Regions from separate parts of the Homo sapiens genome. Here region 1 is linked to region 2. A link is an interaction called in ENCODE POLR2A ChIA-PET data of the cell type or tissue named here. Cell type or tissue: Panc1. All regions are shown on one strand. Links, peaks and the distances in the headings refer to the core of each region. The heading gives the core; the rest is flanking DNA.

Region 1 (4,390 bases), core at 212-4,211, 66 kb after region 2:
ACCTCCATTCTTGCTAAAGGCAGCGTGGCTCAAATTTAGGACCCACAAGTTACTGGCTGTGTGATCTTAGGCAAATGTCTTAACAACTCTGGGCTTTAGTTTCCACACCGATAAAACTAGAACAGTAATATCTGATTATCAGGATGAGGAGTAAAGGAAATGATGGCTTCGAAAGTATCTTGTACATAGCGGGTATACAAAAAGCTGTCAGGAGCCAGGGAGGGAGGTCTGATGAGGAGTTTTGGAATCTCTCCCATCACCACCCCAGATTCTAGTCTCTTCATCATCACAAGCTGCTTTATGCAGAGAGAGATACTAAATACCACATGTCTAGATCTAGAGTAGGCCTGGCACATAGTAGGTGCTCAATACATATTTGTCAAATGACAGATAAATCCTATAACCAATATCTTACTTGAGCCTTGAAGCAAACTGGTAAGGGGCAAGACAAGGGTACAGTTATTATCTCTGCTTCAAAGGTGAAGCCACTGTAGCTCAGAGAGGGAAAGTGACTTACCTAAGGTAACACAGCAGAGTTGGGCTTGGAACCCAGTTCCCTTCAGCTGTAGAACCCATAATAATGTCCCTCATCCATGCAGCCACTTTATAGACAGATTGCTAGGCTCTGCCTACGCTCACTCTCACATAAGGGAGTATCCCAGGGGGTGGTGCTTTGCCAAACACAAAGCAGGGCAGGCAGGCCAACTGGCCTGTCCCAGGGGCCCCACTCTGCTCCCTGATGACCCAGAGCCTGTGCTGGGTCACTGTGCTCCTTGGCTGGAGGCAGCTTGGCCTTGGCCTAGCAGACCCATGGAGCCACAGGACAGGTATCTTAGTGCAGCACGATGGGGAACCTGGGCCAAGTACGGCGGCTGAGCCTGTGGGACTACCTCTTGGGGCTGACCCACCCCAGGGGGCTCACAACAAGTCAACCTGGCAGGTCAGGAGTGTGCCATCCCCCAGGGCCTGGGTGCCCCCAACTTTCAGTGACTGCTGCCATATTTACGGTCAGTGAGACTCTTATTCTGGGGGTGGGAGGAGGGTTTCTAGAGTGGGTGGACTCTACCTGCCTGGAGTGCAGTGAGGAAGCCAGTGGGGTCATCACACAGCCCCCTCCCACCAGGAGTGCTGACGCATCCCTACACTGACGTCCAGGAGCCATCTGAGGCCTACGAGGACATGAGAACAAGCAGGGACCAGAGTGAGGACCACCGTAGTGCACTCTGGGGAGGCCGTGGAGTCCATCCTTCCCTCAGGGCAGGACAGAGCATTATAGAGGGGCTGGAGGTGATGGAATGGCGATTTTCACTGGGGGTGGGAGTGAGGGCTGGGGTATTAAAGTGGAGTGCAGAGTATTCGAATGGGTGCTGGAATATTTCAAGGGGATTGGAATATTTAAAGTTGGAGCAAAAATTTCAAGTTGAGGCTGGACTTTAAGAGTGGAGTGGAGGTTTGCCATAGGGGCTGGAGAACTTCCGCGACGATCAGAGTATTGCACAGTGGGGGCTAAAGAGTTTCACAAAGGCTGGGTTATTTCAGGCATATTATGGGGAGTGGGAGAGGACCTAGAGTATTTCAGTGAGACGCTGGAATCTTCCAGGGTAGGCTGGTATATTTCAGAGGTGAGTGAGAAAGGTGTATGCCCTTGGAGGCTGCCCAGGGAGCCCCCTTCAGCCCTGAGTCTGCAGGTCAAGGATCCTGGGGGTCCCTGGGAGTCTAGTCTTCTGCTTTCTCCTGTCCACCAGGGCAGGTCAGGACTGAGCCCTCCAGCTCCGCCACAGCAGTCCTTCTGCATGTGCCAAAATGTGACACCAGGGATCATGGCCTTGGGGATGTCTGCTGTTTATTTCCAAGTCAGTGGCACTAAGGAGCAGCCAGTCCCAGGGCACCCAATGCAGAGCATCCTGCTTGAGCTTTGGGGCTTCCAGGTAAGGACCAGGTCAACCTGGCCATCCCTCTGCCTGCAGGGAAGTCTCCCTTCCCTCCCCCGGAGCTCTCTCCCAAGAGTGGGACTCCCAGATGAAGTAGGGAGCATTCCTGGGCACAGAACCTTCTGCTTCCAGGGGTGTCTTTGCAGTCTACTTCCATCTCTCCTGCTTTGATGGGAGGCTTGTTAATTTCCTGAGTATGGGCGCTCTGTTGGGCTTTGTCTCAGTGGCTCCTGGACCTCCCGTAACTTGTGAGATCTGAGGACCTTGGGGGCCAGGAGTGCTTGATACTAGAAAGGGTGTCAGTGGGTGATGGAGGGAAGAGATTAGTGCCAGTTCTGGGTGACATCAACCCCCCAGGGGACAATTCCTATCCATTACACCAGGCACTGCTTTAGCTACTTACTGGGCTCTCGCTTTGACAAGCACCAGCGGAACTATGCCAACTTCACCAGCTGCTGTTCACACCACAACACATTCCACCTTCCCTAGAGTGAGTGGCCCCAGGGGCTAACTTGACATAGGCTAGAACCCCTGACACGCTCCCTTCCAGAGCACCAACTCTGTGCCTCCTGTATCCACACGCCCCAGCCACGCCCCAGCTGCGCAATGAGGTGGCACAATGCTGTGGTTCCTCAGTCAGTGTCAGGTGTGGGGCCAGGACCTCCCCCCGAATTGGGCTGTGTCCCCATCAGCCTGGAGACTGTCCCCTCACCGGCCAGGTGACTCAAGCTCCCTGGGAGTCAAGGCAATCTGGGAGTGGGGGCTCTCAGTGGTCCCCTAAGCCTTATCAGTATGAGAGGAGGGAACACAAAATTGTCCCTCTGAGACAGGAGGCCAGTTTGGCTTGGCATATGCTCAGGCCTGGAGTTCCTACCAGAGGAGCAAAAGAAGGAAGGGAGAAGGAAACACCACTTATTGAGCACTTACTGTGTGCCATATCCTGTCTAGACATTTACACACATTCTCTCCCTGTGGTAGAATCACTCTGTTATATGGATAGAGAAACTGAGGCCAGAGAATTTCAGAGGCTTTCCCAAGGTTACGCAGCTAGTGCATGAGTGAAACAGCTGGGGCGTGGCCCAGGGTCTGTCTGAATTGACTAACATTGCCTCCTCTCCATAACCCTGAAATGGGCCTCTGGACAAATCCTGACTCCTCCATCTACTGTCTGGATGACCTTGAACAAGCTGCATAAACTCTTTAAGTCTCAGTCTCCTCATCTGTAATATGGGTATATTAGTAAAAACCCATGTGATGTGATGAATTGGGCTGACACATGTGAAGTGCCTGACATGTAAGTACACCGTCACTGTTAGACAATACTACCTTTGGAGCTCTCACGGAAGAGACATAGCCCTGCCCCCTGTTTGAGGAAAGATATAAAGCTGTGTTTTCGGGAACCCCCAGTCCGAAGGAGAGACCCCCTTGCTTAACATCACCAGGGCCGGGAGAAGGAGGAGGGCAGGATGGAGTGGACCACAAGCTAGAGAAAGGTGGTCTCTAGCACCAGGTTAATTTTGAAAGACTCTCCCGTACGGTCAATTTCATTGTCTACACACACACACACACACACACACACACACACACACACACACACACGTATTTTTAAGACAGAGTCTCACTCTGTCTCCCAGGATGGAGTACAGTGGCGGGCACAATCTTGGCTCACTGCAACCTCCACCTCCCGGATTCAAGTGATTCTCCTGCCTCAGCCTCCCGAGCAGCTGGGATTACAGGTGCCGGCCACCACACCCAGGTAATTTTTGTATTTTTAGTAGATATGGGGTTTCACCATGTTGGCCAGGCTGGTCTCAAGCTCCTGACCTCAAGTGATCTGCCTGCCTCAGCCTCCCAAAGTGCTGGGATTACAGGCGTGAGCCACTGCTCCCGGCCCATTATCCCGATTCTACAAATGGGGAAACTGAGGTCCAGAGAAGTCCAAGAATATAGTGACTCAATGAGCAGGCCAAGGCCCCACACCAGGCACTCAGCCCCTCTGGCTCAGGGTGGGAGCAGATGTAATATGCTGGGTGCCCCTGTGCCCCCACCCCAAGATGTGTTCTGCATGAAACTGAAACTCTTCAGCCTAGGTACACCACTGCGTGCCAGGGAACCCCAGGCCAGACTTCATGGAACACAGCAAGGACCTGACCCTCAGCCTCTTGGATCACTCCTGCCACTGGCATGGGAGGAGCCATAGCAGCAAGGAGTACCTGGAGCTGCACAGGGAGAACTTCCTCCTCATCCTCAGGTGGGCCAGGGCTGGCTCCCACACAGGGCATAGCACCTTTGACTTTGCCATCTGCCCTCTTCTGCATCCTCACGGCCACCCTGCCACCTGATGAGATCATCCCCAACCCCACTATTCAGAGGAGGAAACTGAGTTTCAGAGTGGCAGGAGGCTTGCCCAAGGTCATACCGGGAGAATTCAGCAGAGGCAAGATTGGAAAGCAGGCTAG
Region 2 (4,390 bases), core at 211-4,210:
TACTATGTTGGCCAGGCTGGTCTTGAACTCCTGACCTTGTGATTCACCTGCCTCGGCCTCCCAAAGTGCTGGGATTACAGGCGTGAGCCACCACACCCGGACACATATATGGCTTCTATTATGTGTCTACTGGATAGTCCTGTTCTAAATCTTTTTTTTTTTTTTTTTTAAGACAGTGTCTGGCTTTGTCACTCAGGCTAGAGTGCAGCGGTATAATCACAGCTCACTGCAGCCTCAATCTTCTGGGCTCAATCTTCCCACCTCAGCCTCTTGCATAGCTGGGACTACATGCTACCATGCCCAACTAACTTTTTAACGTTTTTGTAGAGACAGGGCCTCACTACGTTGCCCAGGCTGGTGTTCTAGGTCTTGTGGGTTCTGGCTTTGGACTAAAGCTTTGCCTTCTCTGGATCCGTATCTGTGTGACTTTAGCTCACTCACTTTCTCATATCTAGACCACAGCCTTATGTGTTAGTCTAAATCTCACCACCCCACACCACCCCACCCCAGTTTTCCGTGAATCTAGGTTCAGCCAGAGATGATGGCTTAGTCTGCTTTATACACACTATTTAGTGCATTTCTTGTTCATCAATCCCCAATATCTAGATCCCAGCAAGAGTGTGACTATAGATCACCTTTCATGTTAACTTGCCATGGATCTAGGTTCCAGCCTGACATGTCAACATTGTTTGCTTAGATCACTGTCTAATTAGGTTTAAAATCTACACACCCCTCAGGAGGAATAAGGTTCTAGATCAGAGGTTGGCAAACTATGGTCCATGGCCTGTTGTCTGTTTTTATAATTCAAGTTTGATTGGAACACAGCCATGCTCATTCGCTTATGCACTGTCTATGACTGCTTTCAAGGTGCAATGGCAGAGTTAAGTACTACTCATGACAGAGACTGAATGCTTACAAAGTCTAAAATTTTTACTTTCCAGAATGACCATTTTAGATGAGCAACAAATCCAACCCACTATAAATTTAGATTCCAGCCCAAGACCATGGCCTAGTCTAATCTAGATCACCTCCTGCTGTGGTTCTAGACAGTGCTGCCCGCCAGGATCTAAAACCAGAGCCTAACATTGGTTCCCTGGTGCTTGGGTTCCAAATCCTACTCTGATCTCGGCAGATGGGCCCCAGGACTCCTCTCTGGGATGGAAAGGGTGTCTCTACTTCTTAACTCCCCTAGAGAGATCAAGGCCCATGGGCCCTTCTTGATGGCCTTGGGATGTGGGAGGGAGGGTAGATTCCAGAGACAGCACTGGAGGCTGAGTCAAAGAGTTAGGGGTAAGCCCTTCCAGAACAAGGGGGCAAAATATAATGAGGCCAAGAGATAGAGTGGCCCCACCTCCACCCCTTCCCAGCAGGCTCCAGAGCAGGTCACTTAGCTGGGGGTCATGTGGGACAGATACCAAGCCCTCTGGAAGCCAGGCCAGGGGGCTCTAAATGAAATCCGCATCTCCAGCCCCTTACCTCCAACTACCTGATGCGTCGTCTCTCCTCAGAGCTGAGCTGGCACCACTACCCCTCTTCCCTTTTCTCCTGCTCTGCTATCTCCACGGCTTTCTTTGAAAACCCTCCCATACCTGTCCCCTTCCCTGCCATTTCTTCTTCCTGAATCCTAGAATCCTTGGCTAACCTTTGTGGTTAAGATCTCAGGGTCTGGATCTGACAAGCCCAGGCTTAACTTCCAACCCTGACTGGGCAAGCCACTTCATCTCTCTAGGCCTCCTCAGTTTTCTCGTCTGTAAAATGGTAACTATTTCACAGGTTGTTGTATAGCTTTAACAAGATCATGAGGTATATTGCTCTGCCCAGTGCCTGGCACATAATAAGCATTTAATGCTAGCTGCTATTTTTATTACTATTGATCATCTAGCTTAGTTCCATAGATGGACTTCACAGGTTTATAAACCTCACAACATTTTAACCAACCAAAAACTTGGGTTTTTTTTTTGAGATGGAGTCTCGCTCTGTCGCCAGGCTGGAGTGCAGTGGTGCCATCTCAGCTCATTGCAACCTCCGCCTCCCGGGTTCAAGCGATTCTCCTGCCTCAGACTCCCGAGTAGCTAGGATTACAGGTGCATGCCACCATGCCCAGCTAATTTTTGTATTTTTAGTAGAGACGAGGTTTCACCATGTTGGCCAGGCTGATCTCGAGCTCCTGACCTCAGGTGATCTGTCCACCTCAGCCTCCCAAAATGCTGGGATTACAGGTGTAAGCCACCACGTCCCGCCTGTTTTTGTTTTTGAGACAGGGTCTCGCTCTGTATCCCAGGGTGGAGTGTAGTGGCGTGATCATAGCTCACTGCAGCTTCAACCTCCTGGGCCCAAGCAATCCTCCCACCTCAGCCTCCCAAGTAGCTGGGACCATAGGCATGTGCCATCACACCTGGCTACTTAATTTTTTATGTTGCCCAGGCTCAAAACTTTAAAAAAATATATTTTTAAAAAAAATTTTTCTGGAGAGAAAGCCCCTAGGTCTCATCATCTTCTCAAAATGGGTCCTTAGCCAAAATGGTAACCAAGAGAAAAAAAAAAAAAGGCAGGCACGCCTTTAGTTCAATCCAAATGGGAAAATAGAGGTGTGTAATAAAGAAGGGACCCTCAGAAAATCTGGGCAGATCCAAGGCCAGAACCCAGGGGTATCCTCTCCCAGGCCCTACTCCTTCCTCCAGTCCAAGTGGTCTCTCTGATCTGACCTCATCATGTCTCACCTACTTGGCCATGACAGCTTCCTGGTGGGCTCCCCCACCTCCAGTCACCTCCTCTGAATCTCTTCCACCTCGAGCTAGCTACATCTTCCTCAAATCCCATTCTCATGACTCTGCGTGTCTGCCCTGAAACCTTTAACAGCTCCCTACTGCTGACGACAACATCAAGGCCAAGGTCTTTAGCCTGACATTCAGGGGCCTTCAGAGCCAGCTTTGGCCCCACCAACCTCCTGGCTGTTCTCTCTCATCTGGTCAGCGGGGCTGACTTCTTCCTCTCCTCTCTTCCCCTCCCCTGAGTCTCAACACCACCCACACACTCACTCCGTTCTGGACAGATTCTGCCCCTTTGCTCAATCACACAGTGTCTCAGGCCTCCCCTGCTATGCCCTTGGGATTGCCTCTGGGTCCAGCCAACCTCTGAACTCACCCTGATTCCGCCAGACCAGCAGAAGCTGGCCAGGCTTGGCTCCAGGAAACAGGCCTCTGCCCCTGCTCTCCAGCGCAGCTCCATCCCTGGACATTGACCCACCTCGGCACTGCCCACACCCCTCCAATTCCCATCATCTCTTTTCATCTATCCTCTAGACTTTCAGGAACAGAACAGCGAATCCCACAGGGAGTTAGCAGGTATAGCACTGTCCTCAAAGTCATGACTCTTGACTCAGTCAGATTGTTGTCTTCAAGCCACACTGTCCTTATCTATAAAATTGGGATGGCAATACCTGTATCTCACTTGATTCTCACAAGGAATAACTGCCTTGTAAACTGGAAGGTGCTTTTTCTACTAAAACCTGCTATACAAATAAGAGTAACAACAGCCTCCATCTGTACATTGATTTAAAACTGCAGTAACCCTGTAATGTGGGCATGCCCAATGCCCCTTCTCTGATTCATTTTCCTCCTTGGTACATATCACCATCTAACGACCATTTATTTCACTTGTTTTTACATTAACTGTCTGTTTTACCCTCTAAATGTAAGCTCCTTGAGGGCAGGGATTTGTGTCTGTTTTGTTCACTGCTGTGTGTCCTAGAAAAGTGCCTGACATCAAGTGTGCACTTGATGGTTAAGGAATGAATGCATGAGTCAAGTGCTTACTGCATGGCAGGCACTGTGCTAAGCACTCCTCACAGAGCATCTCATCGGAGGGGTCAGGTACTTTGATGACCCTGTGTTTTGGAGATGCGATGTTCAGTTGACTTGCCCTGTTCACATGGTGGGACACAACTTAGCTAGGATTGGACTGCAGAGCCTGCCTTCTTGATCACTATACTGTAGTTTCTGTCCAGATGGGGGTTTATTTCTATTTCTCTTTTTTTTGAGACGGAGTCTTCCTCTGTCACCCAGGCTGCAGTGCAATAGCGCACTCTCGGCTCACTGCAACCTCCGCCTCCTGGGTTCAAGTGACTGACGAGTAGCTGGGATTACAGGTGCCTGCCACCACATGGGGTTTCACCATGTTGGCCAGGCTGGTTTCGAACTCCTGACCTCAGGTAATCCGCCCACCTCAACCTCCCAAAGTGCTGGGATTACAGGCGTGAGCCACCATGCCTGGCCGTTTATTTCTATTTCTACATTAGCTAAGCCTCTCGAATCTGTCACCCTCCCTATGTCCTTGAGGCCACCAGCCCTCCCAATCCTCATCCTGATCTCACTCAGCAATTTCCTCCCAC

The links. ChIA-PET counts read pairs that join two places held together with the same protein. Peaks named below come from ENCODE experiments on the same cell type or tissue, not always from the same donor. Only the 100,000 strongest peaks of a DNase experiment are listed, where the experiment ranks them.
Region 1: POLR2A ChIA-PET joins it to region 2 with 5 read pairs; 4 of 35 experiments call an interaction of 5 or more read pairs at or near these places.

What each region holds. Positions count from the first base shown.
Region 1 is chr1:27,644,398-27,648,787 of GRCh38, forward strand. No RefSeq gene overlaps it. Among named protein-coding and RNA genes, the nearest start is that of FGR, 11 kb to the left of the region's middle. In Panc1, for the core only: no CTCF peak of the experiment used is centred there; no DNase peak of the experiment used is centred there.
Region 2 is chr1:27,578,894-27,583,283 of GRCh38, forward strand. All of the region lies in intron 3 of AHDC1 (AT-hook DNA binding motif containing 1), which reads right to left. Among named protein-coding and RNA genes, the nearest start is that of AHDC1, 23 kb to the right of the region's middle. RefSeq lists an enhancer at 2,552-3,081. In Panc1, for the core only: no CTCF peak of the experiment used is centred there; no DNase peak of the experiment used is centred there; H3K27ac peaks cover 323 bases.